Linked DNA regions of Homo sapiens: regions 2, 3, 4, 5 and 6 are each linked to region 1. Evidence: chromatin loops called from intact Hi-C (ENCODE). Cell type or tissue: mammary epithelial cell. All regions are shown on one strand.

The links. Peaks named below come from ENCODE experiments on the same cell type or tissue, not always from the same donor. Only the 100,000 strongest peaks of a DNase experiment are listed, where the experiment ranks them.
Region 2: a loop joins it to region 1, with 18 times the contacts of the local background. A loop is called at or near these places in 11 of 110 quality-filtered maps.
Region 3: a loop joins it to region 1, with 6 times the contacts of the local background. A loop is called at or near these places in 3 of 110 quality-filtered maps.
Region 4: a loop joins it to region 1, with 5 times the contacts of the local background. A loop is called at or near these places in 5 of 110 quality-filtered maps.
Region 5: it touches region 1 in a loop (13-fold over the local background); 83 of 110 quality-filtered maps call a loop at or near these places.
Region 6: a loop joins it to region 1, with 8 times the contacts of the local background. A loop is called at or near these places in 13 of 110 quality-filtered maps.

The regions. Positions count from the first base shown.
Region 1 is chr15:44,063,334-44,068,333 of GRCh38, reverse strand. The region is part of intron 1 of FRMD5 (FERM domain containing 5); the gene reads left to right. It also overlaps the pseudogene GAPDHP55. Among named protein-coding and RNA genes, the nearest start is that of FRMD5, 130 kb to the left of the region's middle. RefSeq lists a silencer at 1,809-2,103. In mammary epithelial cell, a CTCF peak has its summit at 1,922 (motif pointing right); a DNase peak (open chromatin) is centred at 1,923; H3K27ac peaks cover 1,010 bases.
Region 2 is chr15:43,936,877-43,941,876 of GRCh38, reverse strand. All of the region lies in intron 1 of FRMD5 (FERM domain containing 5), which reads left to right. Among named protein-coding and RNA genes, the nearest start is that of WDR76, 110 kb to the right of the region's middle. In mammary epithelial cell, a CTCF peak has its summit at 2,613; no DNase peak of the experiment used is centred here.
Region 3 is chr15:44,128,694-44,133,693 of GRCh38, reverse strand. The region is part of intron 1 of FRMD5 (FERM domain containing 5); the gene reads left to right. Among named protein-coding and RNA genes, the nearest start is that of FRMD5, 64 kb to the left of the region's middle. In mammary epithelial cell, a CTCF peak has its summit at 2,724; no DNase peak of the experiment used is centred here.
Region 4 is chr15:44,193,376-44,198,375 of GRCh38, reverse strand. FRMD5 (FERM domain containing 5) reads left to right here and starts at 3,105. Exons shown (of 14, transcript NM_032892.5): 1 at 3,105-3,423. The coding sequence starts at 3,322. RefSeq lists silencers at 1,085-1,320, 3,555-3,604, 3,715-3,774 and enhancers at 2,605-2,704, 2,220-2,719, 2,720-3,221. In mammary epithelial cell, CTCF peaks have their summits at 2,900 and 3,708; DNase peaks (open chromatin) are centred at 2,985, 3,715 and 3,765; H3K4me3 peaks cover 2,446 bases; H3K27ac peaks cover 1,658 bases.
Region 5 is chr15:43,901,049-43,906,048 of GRCh38, reverse strand. FRMD5 (FERM domain containing 5) reads left to right here. Exons shown (of 14, transcript NM_032892.5): 6 at 98-221; 7 at 3,787-3,874. Among named protein-coding and RNA genes, the nearest start is that of WDR76, 77 kb to the right of the region's middle. In mammary epithelial cell, a CTCF peak has its summit at 2,090 (motif pointing left); no DNase peak of the experiment used is centred here.
Region 6 is chr15:44,217,185-44,222,184 of GRCh38, reverse strand. No RefSeq gene overlaps it. Among named protein-coding and RNA genes, the nearest start is that of FRMD5, 24 kb to the right of the region's middle. In mammary epithelial cell, a CTCF peak has its summit at 2,311 (motif pointing right); a DNase peak (open chromatin) is centred at 2,334.

The DNA.
Region 1 (5,000 bases):
GCTTCCACTTTTTGGCTATCATGTATAATGCTGCTATGAACATTTGTGCGCAAGTTTGTGTGGCTATATGTTTTCATTTCTCTTGGGTATATAGGAATGAAATTAATTGCTGGGTTATATGGTAACTCTATATTTAACTGTTTGAGAAACTGCCAAACTGTTTCCCAAAATGGCTGAACCATTTTATATTACCACCAGCAATATGTGAGAGTTCCAGTTTCTTTGCACTCTTAGCAACACTTGTTATTTTTTATTATGTCCATTTGTGTTTTTTACTATGACCATCCTGGTAGGTAAGGAATAGTTCACTGTGTTTTTGATTTGCATTTCTTTAATGATAAATGATGTTGAGCATCTTTACATGTGCTTATTGGCCATTTGTATTTACTTGAAGAAATATCTGTTTCAATCTTTGCCTATTTTTAAATTGCATTATTTGGTTTTTCATTGCTGAGTTTTAAGAGTTCTTTGTATATTCTGGGTGCCAGATGATTATCAGATATCAAATTTGCAAATATTTTCTCTCATTCTGTGGGTTGTGTTTTCACTTTTTTGGTAGTGTCTGCTATGGTCTGAATGTTGATATTTCCCTCAAATTTATATATTGGAAATAATCCCCAATGCTGTAGTATTAAGAGTTGGGGCCTTTAGGCGTGATTAGGTCATGAGGGCTCCACCATCATGAATGGGATTAGTATGCCTATAAAAGAGGCTCAAGGGGCTTGTCTCTGCCCTCCACCCTCTGAGGATGCAGCAACACGGCATGATCCATGAGGAACAGGCCCTCACCAGACACCAAATCTGCTGGTGCCTTGATCTTGGACTTCTAGCTTCCAGAACTGTAAGCAATAAATTATACTGTTTATAAACTACTCAGTCTATGGTATTTTGTTATAGCAGCCTAACACTGATTAAGTCAGTGTCCTCTGAAGCACAAAAGTCTTTACATTTTGAATATGACCATTTTAACTATTTTTTATTTGGTTGCATTTACTTTGGTGTCTAAGCAATATTTTAACCAGTACTTTTTTGCTCATGATTATATCCCTCTCAATGTCTTTTCTAAGTACACCTAATTCATGGCACATACCTAGTCTCTCCCCAGTTCTCCATGCAAATGAGCTTGCCTCCTATTCTCTGAGAAAGTTGAGATTATTTGCCATAAATTCTTCAACTTCCTCTGTCTCAATAAGTTTCCATGTATTTTCACTCTTTTCCCTTTTATACTCTCTTTCTTTTGAATTACGGGAATTTTCCTTTTCAAAATGAATACCTCCACCTGGTCCATTCCATCCCTCTTCTTCTTGGACTTTAATTCAGTGATTGATCTTTTTCTCCCCACTAGCATCAATAATATTTTGTTCTCTACTAATCTTTCTTTTCTGCCTTCATACAATCTCAGGTCTTTGTTGCCCCTTTAAGGAAAAGAACTGAGGGGGAGCTTTGCCCAATTTTATTTTTCCTTTAAGCTACCAACCTCTCTGACTCCTTCCCTTTACTTTTAATCTTGAAAGAGCAGTTTCACTTCGTCTAAAATATTGTAGTAACCCTCTCAGTGGCCTCCAACTCCAAAGTCTCCCCTTGGACTCTTCTTACACACTTTCTATCAGATGAATCTTCCCAAAGTAAAGTTCTTATCACCTAACTCTCCTGCCTAAAAACTTTGATGACTCATTTAATATCGAGTTATCTATAGGACCTCCCAGCCTAATATTCAAAGCCCTTCATAACATGTTCTCTCAACTCTGATAGATCTGAACAACTCATTTTTCCGTGAACACCCCCTTGCCACTAGTTTCCTGCGTAATGCCTTTTCCCCAGAATGCCTGTCTTCCTTCAGTTCTTCCTATGGAAATTCTGTGTAAAATTTAAATGCCTTGAAGTCTCTGTTGATCATCTCTTCCCCTTCCACCAGAGGGCGCTCTCCAATCTTTGAATCCCTATCACATCGTAAACGACTGTGTGGCCCTTACTATTTGACCTCGTATTATAGCTTTTGAAAGTAGATTGTGAATTCTGTGAAGGCAGAGACTTACCTATCTGTGGACCTCTCCAGCAGCCACCCAGAGCTAGTAGAGCTAGTAGGTATTTCTTGAATTGATTTATTGAATTGAGTATTTCTTGAATTATTTTGATTTAAATTGAAAACAAGAACCTGGACACCTACATCTGTGGAGAAAAATCTTGAAAAGATAAAGCAGAAAACATGGGGTAGACAGTGGGAGGTGAAACTGAGAAGGTAATTTATGCTTTAGCTTTACAGCAAATCAGAGCACCTGGAGTTGAAAACCTCATTTTTCTGAATGTCAGTTTTGTTTTTGAAAAACAATCAGTGCATAGCATATTTACTCTTTAATCTCAAAACATTAAGAGTAAAAAAAAAGTGGAACTGGTTGAGTAAAATGATATAAAGTCACCTTATCTGACAAACTGTATCATCTGTTTTGAATGAAGGCCCTAGAATTGTTGTGAAGGATGTCATGTTCATCTCCCAATTATGGAGATAAAAAGTAATGAGTGCAGGAACTTTGTAAACTCTAAAGCACTGCATATAAGTTGACCTTTAAAGTTAAAAATATTTCTTACAAAATGTAGGTCAGTTTATATGCTTATTGACTACTGTTAGCTGGTTGGTAGGTGGTAGCAGTCTCTCAGCTGGCTCTTTAAGGATGGGTGGGTCATGAAATCAATATCATGACCAAAATCAATATATTCTCAAGGATAAACCCAGTCCCAAACTTTTATATTAAACTGTCTAAGTCAACCTGTGTACTAGATCGTACTCAACCTCCATCATATGCATAGTGTTATTAACTCTGTTGAGTGTTCAAATGACACTAAATCGATTAAATATTTACCTGTTTGGGTTGGGTGACTTAAAGTGATTTTGTTTTATTAACTTTCAGGTCTTAATAGGAAAATGATACTCTTCATTATTTTTCCTTCCTTCATTACCCCTTCCTTTTGGGCTTTTTGAATTGATTTCTAAATTGTAAGTTCTTGAAAGCTGAGAAACTGTGCCATATATTTTTGTAAACCCTAGTCCTACCAGGACCTCTTTACCATTATAATTATTCAGTAGTACCAATAGTGATAATCCTTAATATTTATTGAGTGCTTACTAAGGGGTAGACACTATACTAAGTACTGTATATTCATTATTTCGTTTAATTCTCATAGCAACTTTGTGAGTTATTTCAAAGGAAGAAATGGGACTTAAATAATTTGCCCAAGGTCACACATTGCATAGGTGGCTGAGCCAAGATTGGAACCCAGGTGGTCTGACTCCAGAGCCTGTGCTCTTAACCGCTACACTATCTTCTTTAATAAATGTCTATTCTCAGTGATGCTAGTTAGAACCAAGCTGTGTGCATGGCATATGTGCAGTGACATCCTGTCTATGTTTTTATTGTGTAATATACCCATGATACTGTGAGCCCACAGCTGGTGTCCATTAATGATAATGGTGTGGGAATTCAAAAATAATTTCCAGAGCATCTTGAGTACAAGACATAATTTTCATTTTTCAGTGATCTTTAAATTCTGGGACTTAAAAGGGACTTGTTATTTGGTTACCCAAAATAGTTTTCTTCCTTTTCTGAAAGTTGGATTTGAAATGGAGGTAATATAAGACTACAGTGTGCTTTCTGATATTATTTCAGTAGGATTTTTTCACTTTTATTTTTTCTAAGCTCCTCTAAAGGGGGAGGTAGAGGCAATGTGTTTTGTTTTGTTTTGTTTTTTTGAGACAGAGTTCACTCTTGTCGCCCAAGATGGAGTGCAATGACGAGATCTCGGCTCATCACACCCTCCGCATCCCGAGTTCAAGCAATTCTCCTGCCTCAGCCTCCAGAGTACCTGGATTACAGGCATGCGCCACCACGCCCAGCTAATTTTGTATTTTTAGTAGGGACGGGGTTTCTCAATGTTGGTCAGGCTGGTCTTGAACTCCTGACCTCAGCTGATCCACCCACCTCGTCTTCCCAAAGTGCTAGAATTACAGGCATGAGTTTTACTGCACGTAGCCTGTTTCACTACCTTCTTGATGTCATTATATTTGCCAGGTTTCTCTAGATAGCAGATCAGATCCATGACTGACAGACACAGTGGTGGTGGGAGACATGGAAGATCATGCCAGTGACCTTCCTGTTCAGCTCAGGGATGACCTTACCCACAGCCTTGTCAGTGCCAGTAGATGCAAGCATGATGTTCTGGAAAATTCCACAGCCATTGTGCCATAGTTTCCCAGAGGGGCCATCCACAGTCTTCTGGGTGTCCGTGATGGCATGGACTGTGGTCATGAATTCTTCCATGATGCCAGAATTGTCATGGATGACCTTGGCCAGGGGAACTGAGCAATTGGTGGTACAGGAGGCATTACTGACAATCTTGAGGCCGTTTTTGTACTTCTCATGGTTCACACCCATTACAAACATGGGGACGTCGACAGAGGGGGCAGAGATGATGACCTTTTTGGTTCCCCCGTCTAAATGAGTCCCAGCCTTCTTCATGGTAGTGAAGACACCAGTGGACTCCATGATGTAATTAGTGCCAGCATCACCCCATTTGATTTTGGTGGGATCTCTCTCTTGGAAGATGATGATGGCATTTCCATTGATGACAAGTTTCCCATTCTCAGGCTTGATGATGCTGTGGAACTTGCTATGGGTGGAATCATACTAGAACATGTAGACCATGTAGTTGAGGTCAACAAAGGGATCATTGATGGCAACAATATCCACTTTGCCAGAGTTAAAAGCAGCCCTGGTGACCAGGTGACCAGTACAACTAAATTCATTTACCCTGGCCTTCACCTTCACCATGGTGTCCCAGGGGTGCAGCTGGCCCTGCACAAGAAGATGCTGTTGTCAAACGGGAGGAGCAGAAAGCCTAATTTTCAAAATATTTATTTGAAAAATTGTTTTATACATTGGTGGACTTTAGACTGTTTTATATTAAAATACATAAATACATGAATAAATTTATGCTAATAAATTTGA
Region 2 (5,000 bases), 130 kb after region 1:
CTACGTCTTCAGATGTATTTCATGTCTGGAATTGACCCACTTTCTTATGAAAATGATCACCAGTATACAACTCAAAGTTAGTGTTTAGGTGCAGCTGAGCTCACAGGAGCAACGCCCCCCCGCCCTTAGTTTTCTGTGCAGAATTAGTTTCAGTTCTGCTGGCCAGTCTGAAAAAAGCACTTAGAATGGTATTTGCTAGACATAATTTACTACTTTTATTTTTGCAGCTTTTATGCTGTCAAGATTTATTTTTTAAGTGCCCACCATATTTCAAGAAGTGGGCATACCAGAAGGAGTAAGACAAAGTCCCTATTCCACCCACCCAGCTCTCCATGATAACTTACAGATAATTACAACATATTGAGAAGCAGATACAACATATTGACAGGGTTATGTCCAGAATGCTATGGAAGCTCAGAAAAGAGCATCTAAAACTTGCTTTAAAGAAATGTACAAGTAGCCAGGCATGGTGGCACACACCCACCTGTAGTGCTAGCTACTCAAGAGGCTGGGTGGCAGGATCACATAAGCCCAGGAGTTTGTGGCTGCAGTAAGCTATGATCAGTCACTACACCCCAACGTGGGCAACACAGCGATCCTCCCACCTCAGCCTCCTGGGTAGCTGGGACTACAGGCACACGTTACCACACCTGGCTAATTTTTTGTATTTTTTGTAGAGATGGGGTTTCACCATGTTGCTCAGGCTGGTCTCCAACTGCTGGGCTCAAGCAATCCGCTTCTTGGCCTCCCAAAGTGCTGAGATTACAGGTGTAAGCCACTCTGCCTGGCCCAAACATGATTTCTATGCTTTGATAATTGACTTCAACCTTGGTACCTACAAGAAGATAATGTATTCTAACAAACATTTTTTTAAAACATAGGGTTTGCCAAAACAGTGTGCTCTAAAAAGAAATCAATGCAATGGCTGATCTAAGAAATCTTAATTATTTCCTTAATTAATTCAGTAGTCAGAGCCCTGAAAATATTAATGACCCATTCACCAAAGTCATTGTGATAATACTCGATTTAAAGATAGCTTTTCAACCTGTTCTCCCAGCCTCCTTGCTAATTATCCTCCATTCCTAATTCTCATTCACGCCCCTCTTCAAATTGGTCACTTAAATACTATTTATTCTGCCACCTAAATATTGATTTAATTTTTATCCTCACTGCCCTTATCTTATTGCCTATTATAGCTCACCTGTATTGTTACAGTGATTTCCCGACTAGTTCTTAGCATGGTATACACAGCCCTTCACCATGTGGCATTTGTTTACCTCTCCATATTGATCTGCAACCGACGTCCTTGTACCAAGGCAGTTATTTGAAATTCCTAGAACATGCTCTAGACATGATGGTCTCACTCCCACCAAACTACCCCTGTACCTTGTACATACCTCTCTTATAACAGCTATCATCCCATTGTAATTTGGGAGATAATCTCCCCTTCCCAAAAATAAGGTTCACTTTCTAATTAATGGATAGTCAAGGGAATCATTCTATCATTTCTCATCTCTAGAGTCTCCCTGGGCGGGAAGAATGGGCACAAGAAATAGGGCCCCATTACTTTCTTGGAGTGCAGGGATGACTTGAATGCACTGAGGAGGCTGCCCCAGAAACTGTTCATTGACTGCATCTTGCACAGTCTGATGCCACGCACTTTTTAAAGCATCTTTTGTCGTTGTTGTTGTTTGTTTTGAGACAGAGTTTTGCCCTGTCGCCCAGGCTCCGGAGTGCAGTGGCTCCATCTGGGTTCACCGCAACCTCTGCCTCCCAGGTTCAAGTGATTGTCTCTCCGCAGCCCCACAGGTGGCTGGGATTACAGGCACCCGCTACCAAGCCTGGCTAATTTTTGTATTTTTAGTAGACACAGGGTTTCACCCTGTTGGCCAGGCTGGTCCCAAACTCCTGACCTAAGGTGATCCGCCTGCCTTGCCTCCCAAAGCGCTGGGAGCACATGAGCCACCGCGCCTGGTGCTTTTCTAAGCATCTCTGACAAATGAAAAAGAGCACCCCAGCCTGGCACAGTGGCTCACACCTGTAATCCCAGCACTTTGGGAGGCTGAGGTAAGTGGATCACTTGCGCCCAGGAGTTTGAGACCAGCCTAGGCAACATGCTGAAAACCCGTCTCTACAAAAAAACAAACCAACATTAGCTGGGCCTGTTGGCACATACCTGTAGTCACAGCTACCCAGGGGGCTGAGGTAGGAGGATCAATTGAGCTCAGGAGTTCAAGGCTACAGGGAGCCATGATTGTGCCACGACACTCCAGCCTGGGTGACAGAGTGAGAACCTATCTCAAAAAGATAAAAATAAATATATACATTAATTAATAAAAAAGAGCACCCCAGAGAACAACTATAAGACACTCTACCTGGGGAGAAAAACCCACAGAGCCAAATGAACTTGTCAATGGTGCATCTTTTTACTGAGGCAGCAGCTTTTCTTGTCTTGAACTGATGACTTCTTTTGGCACATGCATGTCATGCTGAAGATTAGGGAGATCTGGAGTGTGGAAAGGAAGAACAAGATTAATAACAGCCTTTGGGGAATATAGAGAGGTTGTATATAACCTTTCATGTTATCCCTGGCACCTGCCTCATCAGCTCCCCCATCTGGGGGATTTGGGATTGGTTATCCACTGATATTTAATCTCCAGGATATAGAAATTCAGAAATGTTCTGATCAAAAAATAAATCTATTGGCTGGGCACAGTGGCTCACACACCTGTAATCCTAGCACTTTGGGAGGCCGAGGCAGGCGGATCACCTGAGGTCAGGGGTTCGAGACCTGCCAGGCCAACATGGGGAAACTCCATCTCTACTAAAAATACAAAAAAAAAAAAAATTAGCCGGATGTGGTGGTGCATGCTTGTAATCCCAGCTACTCGGGAGGCTGAGGTTGGAGAATTCCTTCAACCTAGGAGGCGGAGGTTGCACTGAGTCAAGATCGTGCCACTGCACTCCAGCCTGGGTGACAGGGTGAGACTCTGTCTCCAAAAATAAATTAATTAATCTATTAAGGATGAGCATGGTGTCATTAAGAAAAAAAAATCTAAAAAGAAATCTGGCTTTAAATGCTGCTCATTTTTTGCTTCATAATCTTCAAATATTGTTGGCTAAGTTACTGGTTTCTGTTAAATTTTGAGGCTTTCCCTCTTTGTGTACCTTCTTGGAGAAGCCCAGCCTCTATACTGTTTTCAACAGGAGTGGTGTTCTGGTTGAAGCAGGCCAATAGTGCCCAGGTCTAAGGAATCCAAAGAGTTCAGAAAAGAATTCAAGCAATGGGCTGTATATATGTGCATAGCTACCAATTTATAAATATAGTCAGAGGACTATAAAGGCAACCCAAAGCTGCATAGAAGGATGGAGCTGTAGGTTGCTTCTGCAGCAGCTATATGAGAAAATCAAAAAATAAGAGTCTAGCGTTTGGAAAGAATGTGAGCTTTGGAGCAAGGCAGCGTGGATTTGAGTCCCATATACTAGTTGTGTTGTCTTAGGCATGTCATTTAACCTCACTGAGCCTTTGTTTCTCTTTATAAAATGGGGTTAATAGAAACTTTCCTTGTGAGATTGTTGTTAGCATTAGAGATAATGTTTGTAGAATGCTTTGCACATGGTAGGCTTTTTTTTTTTTTTTTTTTTGAGACGGAGTCTCGCTCTTTCGCCCAGGCCAGATTGCCAGTGGCGCGATCTCGGCTCACTGCAAGCTCTGCCTTCTGGGTTGACACCATTCTCCTGCCTCAGCCTCCCGAGTAGCTGGGACTACAAGCGCCCGCCACCGCACCCGGCTAATTTTTTGTGTTTTTAGTAGAGACAGAGTTTCACCGTGTTAGCCAGGATGGCCTCCCAAAGTGCTGGGATTACAGGTATGAGCCACCGCTCCCAGCCTGCACATGGTAGGCTCTTAAGAAATGGTAGTTATGATTTGGGGTTTCTGTCAAGAGTGGTGTGATGGAGGCTAATACTCCACCCAGGTCCCCACTAGGGGTCCTGTTGGCAGTGGTCAACATTCAGTTACCGCTTGAGACAAGCTTATAAAAGACTTGGCTATCTTGGCTAAACTTGAAACAACTCTAAAGGGCCCCTCTGGCTCCAGATCTCCCCATGGTCCAACCAAGTCAACACTAGGCCCACGTGGCAGCTCAGCTTCTCCCTCTGCTCACTCCAGCTTTCTCCCCCTCTTTTCCATGGATGTTGTTCCCAGGAGCACTTTTTTTTTTTTTTTTTTTGAGACAGTGTCTCACTCTGTCACCCAGGCTGGAGTGCAGAGTGCAGTGGCGCGATCTTGGCTCACTGCAACCTCAGCCTCCCAAGTTCAAGCGATTCTCCTGCCTCAGCCTCCCTAGTAGCTGGAATTACAGGCACGTACCATCACGCCCAGCTAATTTCTTTATTTTTAGTAGAGACAGGGTTTTGCCATGTTAGCCAGGCTGGTCTTGAACTCCCGGCTTCAAGTGATCCACCTCCCAAAGTGCTGGGATTACAGGCATGAGCCTCCACGCCTGGCCGAAGAGCACTTCTTAATAAACATCCTTCATGCTAAACTCTGTCCCGGAGTTTATTTTCTAAGGAATCTGACCTGTGACAAATGATAAGGCTGGCAGCCAATTCTATGTTATCATTTATCACCCATTGATCTGAAGCCCAATGATCCTATGCCATTTTGTCTAGGTGTCAGGATGTATTTTAGAAAGACAGGCAAAGCATCAGAAAAACTGTAAAGAGAAAAATCTTAGAAATGTAACACTTTCCTATAGAAAGGCATTTGATAATTTCCAAAAGTTAAAAACATCCTAAATCCTGCTCCACATGACCCCAAGAGCATGGCAGTATTTTTTAGCATCAATTTCCTAAAAATAACTTGGCTATGAGGTTCACATCAATATAATTAAGCAAATGTAATTATTAGTTTTTTCCAGCATTGAGCTTTTAATTCCCTTTCCAATGGCAAGGACCCAGTTAGCGATCTTCCTGGAAGCAAAGCCATTTTACTTGCC
Region 3 (5,000 bases), 65 kb before region 1:
GTTCTATTTAGCATCTTTTCTTTCTTTATTTTTTCTTTTTAAATAAGTAGTTTTAAAGATTCCTCACAGACATAGTTAAGAATTCTATCTTTTTTCAGTTTTTTTTTTTTTTTTTTTGAGACAGATTCTCACTCTGTTGCCCAGGCTTGGAGTGCAGTGGTGCGATCTCAGCTCACTGAAAGCTCTGCCTCCCAGGTTCATGCCATTCTCCTGCCTCAGCCTCCCAAGTAGCTGGGACTACAAGCACCTGCCACCACGCCTGGCTAATTTTTTGTATTTTTAGTAGACACGGGGTTTCACCGTGTTAGCCAGGATGGTCTCGATCTCCTGACCTTGTGATCTGCCTGCCTCGGCCTCCCAAAGTGCTGGGATTACAGATGTGAGCCACCGTGCCCGGCCTTTTCAGTTTTTTATAGTACTAAAATACATATAAAATTTGCCATTTTAATCATTTTTTTGTTTTGTTTTGATTTTTTTTTTTGAGACGGAGTCTCGCAGTGTCGCCAGGCTGGAGTGCAGTGGCGCGATCTCAGCTCACTGCAATCTCCGACTCCCTGGTTCAAGGGATTCTCCTGCCTAATCATTTTTAAGTGTCATCATTTTTAAGTTCAGTGGTATTAAATACATTCATGTGGCTGGGCATGATGGCTCATGCCTGTAATCCCAGCACTTTGGGAGGCCAAGATGGGCGGATCACAAGGTCAGGAGTTTGAGACCATCCCGGCTAACGTGGTGAAACCCCATCTCTACTAAAAGTACAAAAATTAGCCAGGCATGGTGGCAAGCACTTGTAGTCCCAGCTACTCGGGAGGCAAGGCTGAGGCAGGAGAATTGCTTGAACCCGGGAGACGGAGGTTGCAGTGAGCCAAGATTGTGTCACTGTACTCCAGCCTGGGCAACAGGGCGAGACTCTGTCTCAAAAAAATAAATACATACATACATACATACATACATACATTCATGATGTCCAGGCATGATGGTTCATGCCTGTAAGTCCAGCACTTTGGGAGGCTGAGGCTGGAGGATCGCTTGAGTCCAGCAGTTTGAGACCAGCCTGGGAAATGTAGCAAAACCCTGTCTCTACGAAAAATAGAAAAATTAGCTGGGTGTGATAGCACATGTCTGTAGTCCCAACTACTTGGGAGGCTGAGGTGGGAAGATCACTTGAGTCCAGGAAGTCGAGGATGCAGTGAGCAGAGATCATGCCACTGCACCCCAGCCTGGATGACAGAGTGAGTTTCTTTCTCTAAATAAATACACACACACACATTCATAATGTACTACCATCATCACTATCTGTCCCCAGTAACTCTTCTCATCTTGTAAAACTGAATCTCTATACCCATTACATCAGAGGTCCCCCAACCCACGGGCCATGGACTGGTGCTGATCTATGGCCTGTTAGGAACCAGGCCACACGGCAAGAGGTGAGTGGTGGACGAGCAAGTGATGCTTCATCTGTGTTTACAGCCACTCCCCATCGTTCACGTTACCGCCTGAGCTCCGCCTCCTGTCAGATCAGCGGTGGCATTAGATTCTCAAAGGAGCGTGAACCCTTTTGTGAACTGCCCATGCAAGGGATCTAGGCTGCGCACTCCTTATGAGAATGTAATGCCTGATGATGTGTCACTGTCTCCCATTACCCCCAGATGGGACCATCTAGTTGTATGAAAAAAACCTCAGGGCTCCTACTGCTTCTACATATGGTGAGTTGTGTAATTATTTCATTATATATTACAATGTAATAATAATAGAAATAAAGTGCACAATAAATGTAAAGCACTTGAATCATCCCAAAACCATCTCCCGCCCACCTGTGGAAAAATTGACTTCCATGAAACCAGTCCCTGGTGTCAAAAATGTTGGGGACCACTGCATTATACAATACTTCTCCATTTTATTCTCCCACCACACTCTGGCAACCACCGTTCTACTGTCTGTCTCTATGATTTTAACTAGTGTAAGTACCTTATATAGGTGGATTTATTCAGTATTTCTCTTTTTGTGACTGGCTTATTTAACTTAGCCTAATGTTTTCAAGGTTCATCTATATTAGAGCATACGTCAGAATTTCCTTCCTTTTAAAGGCTGAATAATATTCCATTGTATGTATATCCCACACTTTGCATATTCATTCATCTGTTGATTGACATGGGTTGCTTTCATGTTTTAGCTATTGTGTATAATGCTGCTTATGAACATGGGTATACAGATATCTCTCTGAGACCCAGTTGTTTTGAGTATACACCCAGAGTAGAATCTTTGGATCATATAGTAATTATATTTTGATTTTTTTTTTAGGAATTGCCGTATTGTTTTCCACAGTGGCTGTATCATTTTACATTCCTACCGTTTATAGGGGTTCCATTTTCTCCATATCCTCACCAACACTTGTTATTTTTTGTTTTTTTGATAATAGACATCTTAGTGGGTGTGAGGTAGTATTTCATTGTATTTTTTATTTGCATTTTCCTAATGATTAGTAATGTTGAGCATATTTTCATGTACTTATTGGCTATTTGTAGATCTTCTTTGGAGAAATGTCTAAAGAATTACTTTTTTGATACTCATTTGAATGAAAGTGGATAGCACTAACCTTGGCAGCACAGTAAGATTTGGAGATTTTATAAATGCAATTGAAGGATTAGAAACTGTTAGGCTAGATAGCCTTTGAGATAAAGTTTGGATAACTATAAGGCTAAATCCTGGCTTGGATTCATCCTTTGGTCAGTAGAGGTCATCTGTGTCAAAGAAAACAAATTATTTATTTATTTACTTATTTTTTGCTACTGCTATTACTGTGAAATTACTAGTATATAAATAATAATTTCTTTTAATGTAAACACCAACTAGTTTATGCTAAGCTGGCTTCTGCTTGCCAGAGTCAAGGTTGTAAGTAAATCTGTAAATCTATGCATTTTGTGCTTTGAAGTTCTAATGAATGAAAGTTCCACAAGAGATGCTATGCTTTCTCCCTCTTACTTTTTTCCATTTGTTCCATACAACTGTAAACAGGTGCTGCCCTGTAATTTGTAACTATTCAAGTTTGGAAGAAATATGTACCTTCTGAAGTGCTAAGCATACAAATTCTTAAACAGGTTTTATAGTTCTAGTAGATAATAACATATTATGGAAAGACTTGCTCCAGAGTCATTTTTTAGAACTTTGAAGAAGGTTCACTTTGCCTGGACTGCAATAGATTTATCCTTTTTCTTATTAGTTATTCAGGGTCACCTAAAACTAAGCTTTACTAGTGAGCCAGGTGTCTCACTTGGAAGTTCCCTGGAATAGTAGAACTGAAGTGTAATCTTTGGAAAAAGAGTTGGAAAGGAATGCCATCAGGGTCCTGGGGAAGGAATCTAATAGACTTTGCCACCGTGGGGAAAAAGGCCATGAAGGCGAGGCAGAGCTGTCCCAGACTAGTGGGCGAATCCTCTTGCCTCCAAGGATTGGCGGGGATGTCAGTCTCTCATGGTCCTCACCTTGCACAGGGTAATAGATGTGATAATGGTGACGAGTGTTAGCAACCTGCTGAAGCATGATGGGTTTAGAGGGGAGAGGGTGGTTATAGTATTAGTGCAGCCCACCTGGAGGGAGCGCCATTGACCACAGGAATCACCAAGCAAGGTGCAAACCATCCCAGCATCTTTTAAGAGAAGGAAGAGGACACTGAGTTAGGGAGAGTTGACATTGTAAATGTGGACATTGAGGTCCTTGGTTGGCCTTCCCCAAGCTGATGTTCTCTGGGAAACAGTGGTTATAAAAGTTTGCTGACCCATGTGCTTTGCCTGGGGCTCATTTGTTCCTTGCCAGAAGTCAATCATGGGAAGGGTCCTAGTTACTAACCTGAGGAACTGCTGCAAGTGAAAGCATCTAGAATGACTTTTCTGTTGGAAGAAACAAAATGACTGTGAAAATTGGAGAGGAAAAGGCTCTTCCTTCTGTTTTGGGCTCTAGTTAGGTCATTTTTGTGATGTGGACGGCTGTTAGAAGCTTCACTCTAAAAGCCTATCCTACAGTATCTCTTGATGCCCTTGGAAATGACTTTAAGCTGTCTTTCCTAGTTTGGAGTTAATGGGATATTGAAGCAGAAACTGAGTTCTAATATCTGGGGACTGCAGAGAACCTCTAAGGATTACTTTAACTTTTTGTTTATTTTAAATTAAAAAAAAAGTGCCTCTGAGATATAGATGACAGGATAAAGACATAATCAGAGGAATTGCCATCACTCCTCACTGGATTCTTCAGAAACAGGACAAAGTTGTTACAGTTCCATAGCCCTGGGATAAAGTCTGTGATTCCTTTGCTTATTACATTTTTGGGACAATGCTTCTTGCAATTCTAGAATCTGACTTATAATCAAAATGGTCAGGTTTTAGGTTTATGAAATGTTTACTAAGTATACAAAAGTTGGGTTTTGGCTTTAGAGACAAAATTATTTTTTACTAGATGGAGTTTCTTGAATTGACTTTAAAAAATAGCATGTAAGCAAGGGATTTTTTTTTTCATTTTAGATTGGGGAATCATAAGAGCTTTCTGTACATGTTTCCAATATAATTGACATTGATCCTTAAGGGCTATTTGGATTAAGGTTAGCCTGTAGTCTCAGTTTTTGTATTATCTCTTTCAAAGTAGGACTTGCCTGAGATTTTATAATGTGGAAATGTTTTATGCCCAGTGCTGTTGACTGTGTAAAGAGCTTCAGACCTCCACTAATGTTGTACTCCTAGCTGCTGTTTGGTTAACACTGCCTACCTTCTCCAAAAGTAACTCATTATATATGCCTTCTCTCCCCACTCATGCTTAGGGACTTCGTACCACATCATTCTGTGTTGTTTTTTTTTCTTTTTCTTTTTTTTAGCTCCTTTAATTTCCCTATTTCTATCCTTGTTCAAATCTTAAAAATTCAGTCTTAATTCCTTCTGATTCCTATCATCTTCAGTTTAAAGGAAGAATGATGTTGAGGGGATGGTAGAAGAGCTCCTGAAAGTAGTCATATT
Region 4 (5,000 bases), 130 kb before region 1:
GCATCTAAGCAGATGTGATTTTTTTTAATTCCTTTTTTTTTTTTTTTTTGAGACAGGATCTGGCTCTGTTGCCCAGGCTGGAGTGCAGTGGTGTGATCTTGGCTCACAGCAACCTTCCCCTCCCCCTAGGCTCAAGCAATCCTCCCACCTCAGCCTCCCCAGCAGCTGGGACTACAGGTGTGTGCCACCACACCCAGCTAATCTTTGTATTATTATTATTATTATTATTGTAGCTATGGGGTTTCACCATGTTGCCTAGGTGGGTCTTGAAATCCTGAGCTCAAGCGATCTGCCTGCCTTGGCTTCCCAAATGTTGGGATTATAGGCATGAGCCACTGCACCCAGCCTCAGACATGATTTTCTCAGACTGAGCAAGGATTCTACTTAACACATTGACATAGGAAATACAGTCTCACCTCTGTTGATTGCAACTATGGCCATACTTCGAAAAAAGACTGCATTCAGTTCCTTAGAGCTTTTCTGGATTCATAGTGCTTTGCCTTTTCATTCTAACAGCTGCTTATTTGGATAACCTGTTAAAAACACTTTCCTACCATCACACTTATGGACTTCCTCTAGCTTGGACATTTTTTCTTGCTCTTGTTGATTCTATAACAAACAGTAACTTTTGCCTTCAACAAAAGCTCTTTCAGTTTGAATTTTTTTTCCTTTCTTTCTTTTTTTTTTTTTTTTTTTTGAGATGGAGTCTCGCTGTCTCCCAGGCTGGAGTGCAGTGGCCAATCTCAGCTCACTGCAACCTTCGCCTCCCAGGTTCAAGCAAATCTCCTGCCTCAGCCTCCTGAGTAGCTGAGACTACAGACACATGCCACCATGCCCGGCTCATTTTTGTATTTTCAGTAGAGACAGGGTTTCACCATGATGGCCAGGCTGGTCTTGAACTCCTGACCTCGTGATCCACCCACCTCGGCCTCCTAAAGTACTGGGATTACAGGTGTGAGCCACTGCGCCCAGCCTGAAATATTTCATTATCTTCTTACAGCTACATAACAAAGCTGAGCTTTGTAGAATATCACTTTGGCATATTAATAATTTTACTTGTCTCCAAGATCTTCCTGAAATTTTGAGTTTCTTCACAGGTCTTCTTCCTCTGGGATTTAAGTGCTGTAGAACACCTGTCAATTCCATTTACTTCAGTTCATCAATTTTTTTTTTTTTAGACCGAGTCTTGCTCTGTTGCCCAGGCTGGAGTGCAGTGGCACAATCTCAGCTCACTGCAATCTCTACCTCCCGGGTTCCAGCGATTCTCCTGCCTCAGCCTCCCCAGTAGCTGGGACCACGGGCGCATGCCACCACACCCGGCTAATTTTTGTATTCAGTTCAACACTTATTGAATACCTATTATGTTTCAGGCATCAGACTACCTGCTGAAGCTACAAAGTAGTGGAGCGCATGCCTGGTTTTATGCCTGGAACACTTGACTTACTAGTTCTAGACTCATAACTAACTCCATCCAAATTGCATTGAAAAGAGAATCCTGCTCCTATGGCTATTAAATGCCACAAAGGAGAATGCAACCAATTAAGAGCAGTCCAGGTTACTAAGGTGATAGAAAGAAAAAGGGGGAGGGAGAGGGGGAGGAAGAGAGAGAGAGAGAGAGAGAGAAAGAGAGAGAGAGAGAGAGAATGAAAGAGAATGAATCTCCCCATGCAAAAAAAAAAAAAAAAATTGGGGAAAATATTGGAATCCAAAGACACTAGGGAAGAAGCATACTTTAAAGGCGGGATAGTTTTCTAGGCTAATGTAGAGTTTCATTTTTGTTACACATTATACCTATAAACAAGAACAGTGCAAATGAAAGTAATAGGAAATTATGCCTATTTCATTATTTTAAATTAATATATTTATTACAGCATTAATGTTCTATGTTGACACGATTATTTTTTTTTTTTGAGACGGTGGCTTGCTCTTGTCCCCCAGGCTGGAGTGCAATGGCCGTGATCTTGGTTCACTGCAACCTCTGCCTCCTGGGTTCAAGCGATTCTCCTGCCTCAGCCTCCCGAGTAGCTGGGATTACAGGTGCGTGCTACCATGCACGGCTAATTTTTTTGTATTTTTAGTAGAGACGGGGATTCACCATGTTGGTCAGGCTGGTTTCGAACTCCTGACATCAGGTGATCCGCCCGCCTCGGCCTCCCAAAGTGCTGGGATTACAGGCTTGAGCCACTGCGCCCGGCCGACATAATTATTTTATAACATTTCCTCACATCAAAAATCTTTGAGGGAGAATATCTCTTATTGAAGTTCTGGTAAAAAACCTTGAAGTCTGTAAATTTGGGGTGACAAAGAGAAGGAGACAATTCTTTGTGATGTATACCTCCTGACATACTATGTTGTTCTATTGAGAAAGTCTGAAGACATAATTTCCAGTTCTAAAAGTGCAAGGAGAAGATTCATTGCTTCCTCTGCTCCCTACCAGCTGAAGGAGCAGTCTCCTTTTGTCTTCTGAAATAAAAAGGAGGCAAAGGGTGTTAGAGTGGAGGGTTTTTTAGGGGATTAAACCTGGGTACTTCAGAACCTCTGAGGTCCCTTTAGCTTTTATTTAAGTAGCTCCTGTTTCCCAAAATAAGAGGGCTGGAGCACAGAGGCCAGACGGGCCAACTTAGGGTACAGCACAGGTCGGGGGCAGTCGCCCTATCTGGAGCGAGAGGTATCCGCATTCTGCAGGTGCAGGGACTGTGATCCAGCACCCTGCCGCCTCCTCGCTCCGGCTCCCAAGAGGGCGGGAACCGCGGTGTTGCAGGGTGCGAGGCTTGGCTTCGGAAACGCAGATCAAGTGTATTTCAGGCGGCAGACATCAATCCAGTTGGGTGCTCACACCTGGCCCGGGGGAGGGGAAACAGCATCCATAGGAACCACGGGGCGGAGAGGAACCCCTCGTTTGGGACGCTAGAGGGCTGCTCCGGCTTGACTAGGTCCGACTGCTTTTCTGTGATTGCTTCTTTATCCCGCCCATCATCCCAGTACTCTATCTCGATTGGCTTTTCGGTCTGCCACTCGGTTCCGCCGCGCTGACCCCCATTGGCCCCCTCCAGTTGAGGCCCCGCCCCGCGAGCTGGGCACGGGCACTGGGGCGCCGAGGAGACAGAGCCCGGCGCTTGATCTGGGCTGGGGGGAGGCGGTGGCGGCTGAGGGAAGGAGGAGGATAAGGAGGAGGAACGAGGCCAGCAGGAGGCAACGGCAGCGACGGGGCCGGGGTGATGGTGCAGGTGCCTGGGGTCGGTGCGGAGCTGCCGGGCTGAGGGACGCCTGGTCCAGGGTCCGCAGCGCCGCCGCGTCGCTCCCGGGCGGGCGGGCGGGAAGATGCTGAGCAGGTTGATGAGCGGCAGCAGCAGGAGCCTGGAGCGCGAGTACAGCTGCACCGTGCGGCTGCTGGACGACAGCGAGTACACCTGCACCATCCAGGTCAGCGCCGCGCCGCCCCGCCCCGCCCGCGGGACCCCCTTGTCCCCCAAGTCTGGTCAACTTGGCCGGCGGCGGCCGCCGCCCAGGGGTCGCCCCAGCCCCAGCGCCGTGCTTTGTCCGTTCCTGGTTGCGGCGGACCGCCCTAGTGCAGGGCGTCTTCACCGGAGCCCCTGCCGGAGCCCTGGCACCCGGTGTGTCACCGCCGCCGCGGGGCGAGTCTCCGCGTCCCACACCCCTAAGTCCTACCCTGCTCTCCCTGGGTGAGGGCGCCCCGTCCTGGTTCCTCGAGCCCGCCCGAGTAAGGTGCACCTTTCCGGGGCGCCCGGAGGGAGGCGGGTAGGGCGGTAGGCTCCTAGCCCGGCCGCCCCGTCGGGGGCGCAGGCTTTGGCTCTCTGCCCGGGCAAGGACGTATGGCTGGCTTTTCTTATCTTTCTTGGGTTGGAAGGATAATGGTTTATGTCATAATTCCTCCCCCCACCATTTGTGAGTCAGAGCTTTCAGAAGGTAGAACTGAACGCGCAGCCCATGCGGAGTGGCCTATTGAAGGAAGCCCAGTCCTCTGGGTTTTAGAGATTTAGGCCCCCTCCCGCCTTTTGATCCCCAAATTTTATTGTGTTGGGCGGTTCTAGGGGACGTGAGGTAAAGATTTAGCAACAAGTCCCAGCGATTTGGGGCTTGGAAGTGGCCAGGAAGAATCGGCGACTTAGGAAAAACGCCAACAATACGGTAATGCTCAACAGCATTTCTTTCAGAACCTGGTATTTTTGAAGGGATTTTTACAACCTCTTGCTCATGTTCCTTCGCTACTGCTGTGTGCACGTCAGGAGTAGTAGTCTTTCCCGGGAATGCAGTCACAGCCCTCTCTCCTCCCTTATGAAAAAGTCAGAGATTGAAAACATTGACAATGCTCCCGTGTTTAGTTCATCAGCCAGGAGGATCCTGCGCTCATCGCCGGAAGCTGCTCTTTGTGGAGAAGCTAATTGAGCTGGACCCAGAGGGGTCTCACCTGATCCTTTGCCTTTGCAGCAGGAAAACAGGAGGAGGCTTCTGGCTCAGATGTGACAGACAAAAACTGTCGGCCTGGGTCCTACCCTCAGTGTCTTCTTGCCCCCCGCCTCCTTATTTATTTATTTTTGCTGACAGTGCTCAATCGCGGAAAATAGCGGTGTGTGAGAAAGACACTGGGTAGTGTATGAGAGCAGCTGGTCTCTGCTGACTCCGTGCTCAGTTCAGCCTTCTCCTCACTTTCCCTTTTCTCCCTCCCCTCGAAACCAGCTCTGGGCATAAGTGCTGACTGCTGCCAAAGATCCATGAGGGTAGAGAAAGAGCACAAAATCTCTTTTTAAGGCTACTTAAATACAGACTAAGCAGTCATAAAGATGCTAGCCATCAAGTGAAAGGATTTTTGTAGTTGAATATGATAGAGAGATGCTCTGTATTATTTCCTTGCTGAATGAGTGGAATACTACTTTTTGTTCCTATTGTATCATTGTGCCATGTCCAGTTTTTTTTTGCTTTTTTTGTTTTGCTGGGGTATGAGAATACATTGAGTTGATATCTTCACCATTTGAGTATAT
Region 5 (5,000 bases), 160 kb after region 1:
TATTTTGGCTTTTGCTCTGTGTGCTAATCTCTTGTTGCTTTGTCAATGATGATTTACCTGTCTCCACAATTGTTTTCTTCCACCTTCCTTTTGAAAGCGGAGATTGGGGATTATGACTCAGGGAAACACCCTGAAGGCTACAGCTCCAAGTTCCAGTTTTTCCCTAAACATTCAGAGAAGCTGGAAAGGAAAATTGCTGAGATTCACAAGACGGAACTGAGGTACGTGGCACTTAATCAGGCCCAGAACATTGTGGCTTCTCCACAGCCTGAGCACGCAGGCTCCACGCCGTGTCCTCTGTTCTCGCAGACTGTTTACTGACACAGAGTGATGCTCCCCAGCCTTCCTGACCGCGGATGTACCATTGTCAGTGATACACTGACAGCACAAGTCACAGCCACAAGCCCTGTAGGCTCCCTCTCCAAGAAAAGCGATTTAGCCTGAAGCTTAAAGACAAGGGAGAAGTTGTGTTATAGGGGAAACAGAGAGGGATTGGCCTTTGAAAGGCATCTGCCTCACTATGATATTTAATGAAGATACAGAGGAAAGCATGAACTGGGGAAAAGGAAAAGATAAAGGAAATTGCATAAGATAAAAAAGATGAAAGAAAAAGGCCAGGCGCGGTGGCTTACGGCTGTAATCCCAGCACTTTGGGAGGTCGAGGCAGGTGGATCACGTGAGGCCAGGAGTTCAAGACCAGCCTGGCCAACATGGTGAAAACCCATCTCTACTAAAAATACAAAAATTAGCCAGGCATGATGGCAGGTGCCTGTAATCCCAACTACTCCGGAGGCTGAGGCGGGAGAATCGCTTGAACCCAGGAGGCAGAGGTTGCAGTGAGCTGAGGTTGCGCCATTGCACTCTAGCCTGGGTGACAGAGCGAGACTCCATCTCAAAAAAAAAAAAAAAAAAAGGAGAGGTTGAGTGAGGATGTGAAAAAGGGCAGGCTTCTGCTCTTAGTCTGTGACAGTGTGACAGGTGGCTTCTCAGTGGAGGATGGAGTGCGCAGGGCTGATTCATAAATGCTGAGGGTGCCTTGGGAGCACTCTGGTTCAGAAGTATGTCCTCAGCCCCGCCTGACTCAGGCCCCCCCCATACCCTACCTGGAGTCCCCGACTTTGCACAGAGAGAAGTGGAGGAGACGTGGCTTCAAGTTTGGAGCCTCATCTTTCTCAGCTTCTCTTACTTTGCCCAGAATATGCTGAATACCATAAAACAGCATTAATGCAGCTTTTCACCCACATGAAGTAGGATTTTCTACAAAGCCTGATTTTAAAAAGCAACAATAGGGTGTTTGGGCTCCATTTGGTTACGGCACAGATTCCCCAAACTGACAAACTATGAGGAAAAAGGATATAGAATGCAGTGTTGGCCAAGCGCAGTGGCTCACACCTGTAATCCCAGCACTTTGGGAGGCGGAGGAGGGCAGATCACCTGAGGTCAGAAGTTCGAGACCAGCCTGGGCAACATGGCGAAAACCCTGTCTCTACTAAAAATGAAAGTAAATAAATAAAAAAGCCAGATGTGGTGGCACACGCTTGTATCCCAGCTACTCAGGAGTCTGAGGCATGAGAATTACTTGAACCTGGGAGGTGGAGGTTGCAGTGAGCTGGAATTGCACCACTCCATGCCAGCCTGGGCCACAGAGCGAGACCCTGTCTCAAAAAATTAAAAATAAAAAAAAGTTATGTTGTCATTATAATACATTACAGCTTTAAAAAAATATTTTAAAAGGTTTGTGTATCTACTGTTCCGAGGAAAGACTATGCCTGGCAACAGGGAGCAGAGCTGGATATTTCTAATGCTAATACTAAGCTTCAACTTGTTCCTTCCCCGACCACAGGCCCCCCAGAAACCCTTCACTCAATGATTTTACCAACAAATATAACCCAAAGCCTCCTTAGCCTTTGTAAACAGACCCCTCTGCCCATGCCTTGTGGCAGGAGGGGTTCCTGACCCTCCCAGCGGAATGGCGACACCGAACAAATGGAATCTTAGATGCTTCCCGCCCCTCTCCCTCGGTGTGCCTTCCCAGGTGCAGGACCCCATGGCTCCTCAAGTCACTCTGTTAGGGAATAGCGACCCCTTGTGGTAAAAATCAGAATAAACACGGGCCTGTGGTGTTGGGGGCAGGGGCCTCATGGTTCCTTCAAAGAGATCAGGGATGTGCTGGAACTGCCTGGAGGGCTTTAGGAGACATCAGAATAGTAGGGACAGCCCTCCAGAAACCTAGTTCAAAGCAGGGGATCCCCCAGGAAATGATGCCCGCTTTGAGGACCCTGGAGGTTTGGGCCAACTCCAAGGGTAAATGGAGCCCACAGGGCCCACTCCCCCTGCAGACAGAGGACACTCCCTGGAAAGGGAAGCTGTGCTCTAGCCAGCCCTTTGCTTGCCACACAGATATTTTCCTAACTTACCTTCCCTGTGCCTCAGGTACACTAGTGGATGCAGAAGTCTTTATTCACAGCAATACCCCCTTCCACAGGTACTTTTTCCATAGGTCCTGCCTCGTCTTCATAATGTAAAAATACATCCATGCTTCCTTTATGCAACTGTGATATGGGCTTTTGAGAGCACAGACTGTATACTGTGTTTCTTCATATATTTTCCAGCAAGTAGCACAGAGGCTGGCACATAAAGGTGCTGCCTGACTAATGCCTCTCCAGAGGGACACTAGGGGGAATCTGGCCTGGGGTCAGCTTATCTTCCTGCCTGGCCATATCACCTGAGGCAAATGATAAGCTTAGAAACGAGCAACGTGCAGTCCTGTCCACCAGCCATCAGAGATGTTGACTTCACAAGCTGCCCACCCCTCCTCACTGAAGCCAAACCTGTATCTGTAGAAGTATATCTGCTTTGCAGGGCTCTGGACCCAGGCAAGAGCCTGATGGTTATTCTGCCACTGGGTCTGCAATGAGCCCATCAACACACCTGCTAAAGAGGCAGTGGGAAGGGGTGATGCCAAAGGCCCCTTCAGATGGCCTGGAGCCGGAGCTGATCTCTGCCTTTTTCAGCATCTTTCATTTTCCTGGTCATCACCCTATGGACAGACAGCTGTTGTGGAGCATGGGAGCTCAGCACTGTCTCCTGCCTCTCCTCACCCTAATTTCCTGTGTTTCCTTTTGGCAAAGGAAGAGGGCTGGGTGGCACCAGCAAGCTATATGAGCCCCTTCTTTATATTTCAGTCTAGAACAGATCACATATGAGAAGCCTATGACCTGCTTCCAGCCTACAGATGTATTTTGTTTTACCCCATAGTATTTTAAATTGTGAAATACCACATAAAAATCAGTATCTCTGACTTTTCTTTTAAAATCACAATATCTAGCTAAGCCTTGCATTCTTTTTTTTTTTTTTTTGAGACAGGGTCTCATTCTGTCACTCAGGGTGGAGTGTAGGGCTGTGACCATAGCTCACTGAAACCTCGCACTCCTGGGCTCAAGCAATCCTCCCACCTCCCACCTCAGCCTCCCAAGTAGTGGGCCCTGCATTCTCAGTGATGGGAATCTCAGAGTTAAGATGGTGCTGCCACAGTCCCCACCACTCCCCATTGTTTACACTCAGCCCAAGTAATTCATTATGTAGCCTGCCTCACTCTGAAAACGTTTGAAGACAGTCAGAGACTCTAGCAGGAGTCTCGAAGTTGGTCCTAGAACCAAGCAGGGAGCACACCCTAGACAAACTGAGATGTGTGGCTCATCCTAAGCACATCTTCATAGAGAGTTTACCTCAGGGGAACCTGTGGGAACAAGACACCTTGAAATCATCTCATCTTCTTTATTCCAGTGGTCAAACACCAGCAACATCAGAGCTGAACTTCTTAAGAAAAGCACAGACATTGGAAACATATGGAGTGGATCCTCACCCATGTAAGGTAAGACCCCCTGGTTGGAGACTGCATGACCTTTCCTCCTCTAGAAGGCATCAGGAGCAAGAGCCCCCATGCCTGCGCTCAGAGGCCCCCTTCAACGTTTACATGGCTGGCACTTTCAGTGAGATATCAGAGAAAATGCCTGCTTTGAAAACTCCTCTGGATCACATGCTACATAATTTTGTGGTGCCACATCAATGTCAGAGGAACCGAGGCAAAGTCAATCTAAATAACAAATCCAAAGCTAGGGCCCCGCAATGGGTAATTTGGTAGAAATGAAGAGAGGAGGGATATGGAAGGCCCCCCACAGAGAACGATCAGAGGCGGCTCAGTGCCTGCCCACCCTTTCCTGACCTGTAATCTAGTTTCTTTCCGAGAGTGGGTTTTATTGACTGCAGTGGCATAAGTCACTGCACGGAACTGCAGTGGAGTCACATTTAATGCCATTATGCGCCTGTGAGGGATAGACGAGAACCAGCCGGGGAGGCTGCCCAGAGAAAACCTCTGTAATTACTCATGCACATCTGGCATTTTGGAGATGAGCGGGGGCAGCCAGTCACTGCCGAGGCCTGTGCAGACCCATGGCCCCTTCCAGTCTCTCTCTGTGGCTGTGGCCCTTCACGTTACCTCCTGTCCCTGTTGCTTTGACACTCCTGGTCTCTACCTCAGTTTCTCCACATTTCTGCCTCTCTCTTTCCATTACTGGAGAGGGTCCAGTATCACCAGTAAAACCAACTGGCAAGCTGATCTGAAGGAAGCAGTATCAGCCAGGAACAGGAAGACATCAACCTTTTCTTCCTAACTGGAGAGGGGATACTAAGCTTCAAGCAAAAATTAAAAGAATAGTATATTAGTTCCTAGGGTTTCTGTAACAAGTATCACAGACTGGGTGGCTTAAAGAACAGAAGTCTATTGTCTCACAGTTCTGGAGGCTGGAGATCTGAGATAAGGTGTCAGCAGGGTTGGTTCTTCCTGTGGGCTTTGAGAGAAGGATCCTTTCCAGGCCCCTCTCCTTGGCCTGTGGATGGCTGTCATCTGCCTGTGTCTTCACGCTTTCTTCCCTCTGTACATGTCTCTGTCCAGATTTCTCCAAAGACACCAGTCATATTGGATTAGGGCCCATCCTAAT
Region 6 (5,000 bases), 150 kb before region 1:
CCAGCTACTCAGGAGGCTGAGGCAGGAGAATCGCTTGAACCCAGGAGACGGAGGTTGCAGTGAGCCAAGATCGTGCCATTGCACTCCAGCCTGAGCAACAAGAGTGAAACTCCATCTCAAAAAAGAAAAGGAAAGAACAGATGAGCAGATATTTAAGGAAAATAGCTAGTTATGAAGCATAATTATTCAGGACAGCTGTGAGATACACATGCGTGCACACACACACACACACACACACACACACACACACCTCTTCTTTCAGATACCAAATAGAGACATGATTAAGTTTCTTTTCAGTGTGACAAAGCAAAGTTGATCCCATTTCCTTCAAACCTACTCGGTTTTCTTATCTATAAAATGGAGATAATACTGTTTACTTCATGAGGCTGTAAGGATTAAATATGTTACATAAAATAACAAGTAAGTACAGTAAATGTTTAATCAATTAAATAATACATAGAAAAAATACTAAGATACTCTACATATCTAGACGCCTTCTCCATACAACCTTAAAGACTTGATATTATTAGGAATGTTTACATTATGAATTGGACTAAGGAACATTTTTAGACAAACTTGAAGTAGTTGCAATTAGTCTTTGGTTCACCTTCCTGCCCCTTTGTGTTCAGGTTCATCCTCTTCTGTATTCACATTCCTGGTGTCCACATGATGGTTTCTAATTGCTTGTTGCTTTCCTTTTTGCAGTCTATTCAGAACTTATTTCTCTGAAAGTATTTCATGACACAGTGTACTCCAAAATGAGGTGTCTTTTTTTCTAACTCTGTTTTTTGTTTTTGAGGCAGAATTTTGCTCTTGTTGCCCAGGCTGGAGTGTAATGGCACGACCTCGGCCTTCTGCAACCTCCATCTCCCAGGTTCAAGCAATTCTCCTTCCTCAGACTCCTCAGTAGCTGGGACTACAGGTGCACATCACCAGATCTGGCTAATTTTTTTGTATTTTTGGTAGATACAGGGTTTCACCATGTTGGCCAGGCTTGTCTCAAACTCCTGACCTCAAGTGATTCGCCCACCTTGGCCTCCTAAAGTGCTGGAATTACAGGTATGAGCCACCACACTCGGCCATTTCTAACTCTGTTTAAACTTTCAACCTCTTCAAAAGGCTCAACTTAGCTAGGCGTTAGGAAGCAAGTGCTCTTACTAAGCTAATTTGAATCAAAGCATTTGGTTAATTTAATCTTTACGCATATTTACAGTTGAGAAAGGACAGTCATTAACCCCAGTGACAATGATTTTGTAGTGGAATTTTAGGCTCTGTAAAGGAGATGTTTTTTAGGTCAGGCAATAATTTAACTGGCAGTAATTCTCAATCTTAGTTGCACTTTGGAATCATTTGAGAAGCTTTTAAAAGATGCCTATTGCCGAGACCCACCCCCAGAGAGTCTAATATAATTGGTCTGGGGTGAGGATCAGAAAGTGGAATTTTTAAAGCTCCCCAGATGGATTCTAATGTGCAGCTATGTTTAAGAACTATCAGGTTAGAATAACCCTGTTTTGATTTAACCTCATTACTAAAAGGTTTTCATTTTTCTATTATGTGAGTCACATACACATTGATTACTATACCTGACAAAAGAAGGTTGGGAAAAGTTTAATGGGACAATATAGAGCATTAATTGTAATTTAAGTGTCATCAAATTCACCTCCCACATTTTACTAATGAAGAAAAAAATTCAAATGGTTAAACTTACAGAGATAGTTAGAGGTGGAGCCAGGGCAAACTTTAAATGACTTAAACAATAGAATATTTTTTAGGATATATTAAAATATCCTAGATTTTTTTTCACTTTTTGAAATTTAATTTAATTAATTTTCTAACGGGCTAAATTTATTTTAAAATAAGAGTCATTCATGCAAATGGCAAAATTCAAACAATTCAAAAAAGTACAAAGTAGAAAAGCACAGGTTAAGGCCAGGCGCGGTGGCTCATGCCTGTAATCCCAGCACTTTGGGAGGCTGACGCGGGTGGATCACCTGAGGTCACGAGTTCGAGACCAGCCTGGCCAACATGGTGAAACCCCGTCTCTACCCAAAATACAAAAATTAGCTGGGCGTGGTGGCAGTTGCCTGTAATCCCAGCTACTCGGGAGGCTGAGGCAGGAGAATTGCTTGAACCTGGGAGGTAGAGGTTGCAGTGAGTCGAGATAGTGCCATTGCACTCCAGCCTGGTGGACAAGAGTGAGACTGCCTCTCCAAAAAAAAGAAAAAAAAAAAAAAAAAAGCAGAGGTTACTTTTCTTTGTTGCCATTTCTGCCACAAAGAATATAACTATTGTCTTCCACAAGGCGGCAGTATTGCTTACTCTTCAACAATCTCCCCATGGCCAGACAGTGACTGCCAGAGTCGACTATGAATATTCAAGTCATTCTCCCAGTGACTGAATCAGTCCCTGGTACTGAAATGCCAGGTCAAAGCCAGATTCCCGTCATGAGAAAAACCAAAAGTGAACAAAGAACTGCACCAGATAGAGCTGTAACTGTGTGGATAAACAGTAGGAAATAGGTTAGGGACGGAGAGAACCAAATGAAGCACAGGGCAGTGGGTTGCCGCCCAGAAAACTTCTATCAATTTCCTATCTCCATGGAGGAACTGCAACAGCTAGGGTCAGTTTTGAGAAAGCGTGCATCCAATTGTGTCATGCACAGAATTTTCTCTTTACAATGAACTGGACCCAGTCAATTCAAGGGTTTCCACAGTATCCCTCATGGCTCCAGAAGTCTCTAGGCTACTAGAAAAGACCTGGATCTTTCAATAGTGCCCTTCCCCAAAAAGAGTTGGGGAGATCATGTTTGAGTTTCCCAACCTTGTAGATTTCCAGCAGGAACAGGTGATAAAAAGCACAGATGGTCCTGTTTTGGTCATTAAATTCTAGCGACATATGGTGAGGAGAATGCTTTTTAGACTTTCTATGTGAGATCACATATCTACTGGAATAAAACGTTTGTTACTGGTGACATCTTTAGGATCCTGAGAGAATGACCCTTCTCTGTGACATTCAATAATATGCTTCTCCATGACCTAGGAGAGGACAGAACTGAAGAAAGTAGTAAGTGATGGAATTGTAGAAAGGAAAACTCTTCGTCTCCTCAAATCCTTGAGATCATTGCAGCAGGGATAGGGGCAGGGGCAGAAGCAGAGGCAAGGAATGGACTATGACAGAAAAGGTTTGTGTGAGGGACAGTTACTAAGAGTGAAGCTTTGTTCCCAAGGTAAACCCAGACAAACCACAGAGAAAGAAGAATGTGGGAAACACATTATGGAATTTGCAAGATACGTCTCTAATTATTATGGATCTATTGTGATGTGATCTACTGTTTGGGGTCCTTCAAAGTAATGGGTATAGAGCCTAGAACACAGGACCAAGAACCAGCATTTTTTTTTTTTTTTCTAATCAAGAGTCTTTCTAAAAGCTGCTGAGCTCTTAGACCAACTTTGTAGTTTAGACAGTCTTTTGGTAACTAATGGGAATTGTTGTACCTAATTACAACAATGGAGAGAAATACCATACTAAATACTTTGAGTCATAATGTCAATCAGTTTAAGTTAAATCTTTACTTTCCACAAGCATTATTTCTTTTTTTTTGAGATGGAGTCTCGCTCTGTCCCCCAGGCTGGAGTGCAGTGGCGGGATCTCAGCTCACTGCAAGCTCTGCCTTCCTGGTTCACACCATTCTCCTGCCTCAGCCTCCCGAGTAGCTGGGACAACAGGCGCCTGCCACCATGCCCGGCTACTTTTTTGTATTTTTAATAGAGACGGGGTTTCACCGTGTTAGCCAGGATGGTCTCGATCTCCTGACCTCGTGATCCGCCCGCCTTGGCCTCCCAAAGTGTTGGGATTACAGGCGTGAGCCACTGCGACCAGCCAGCATTACTTCTTTTAGTGACCCCTGGCTACTTCTAAATGATGTGCCTGATTTCAACTATGAATTTCCACTTTTTTTTTCCGTGCTGTATCCAAACTTCATTCTGGATTACAGTGCTTGGCAATATGTCCAATGATCATGGTTTGTAACGGGAAAAATCCTGGCTATTGCCTTCATAAGGCTTAGACATCTTATATAGTCCTGGCAGAACTTTTATTGATAAACAAAAACAACAACAAAAACCCAGGATGTTGACCTGCATTTTCTAGGTTTGAAGTTAAAACAAATTTTGCACAGGCTATATAATTTAGTCAATGGGCACTCCCAAACCTCAGACTGGAAATATGAAACCCGGTTAAAAGCCAATAAAGAAAACCTGATGTGATCCCAGAGCTAATTAGGAGAATCTACTAAAAACATTCTTGTTAATAATGCAAGTGCTGGGCTCGTTGTCACAGTGTTAGAAGAACCGTAACTGTGTTCTCTCTCTCTCTCTCTTCTTTTTTTTTGAGACGGAGTCTGGCTCTGTTGCCCAGGCTGGAGTGCAGTGGTGCGATCTCGGCTCACTGAAAGCTCCGCCTCCCGGGTTCACGCCATTCTCCCGCCTCAGCCTCCTGAGTAGCTGGGACTATAGGCACCAACCACCACACCCGGCTAATTTTGTTTTTGTATTTTTAGTGGAGACGGGGTTTCACCGTGTTATCCAGGATGGTCTCGGTCTCCTGACCTCATGATCCGCCTGCCTCGGCCACCCAAAGTGCTGGGATTACAGACATGAGCCACCACACCCAGCCACTGTGTCCTCTTAATTCCACCTCAATTTTAAGTGAAAGATGGGCATACAAATCAGAAGGAAATAGCATTGCCAGTGCCATGTTATGCCCTACCTTGGTCTGGAGCCAGGTGCACGATAACCAGAAGATCAGCTCTTACTGGCCAATGGGAGTGTTTATGTCTCTTAATCACAGTGGACATGTCTGAGAGACTGCCGGCTCTAGTAGACTGCTCACTGATACCTGGTTCCTCTTCATGTGGAAAGATCACAATAACCTGTCCTGTTGAGCTCAGATGTCACCATGTGAGTTGCTTTGGCCATTGAAATGTGAGTGGAAGCTCTGGG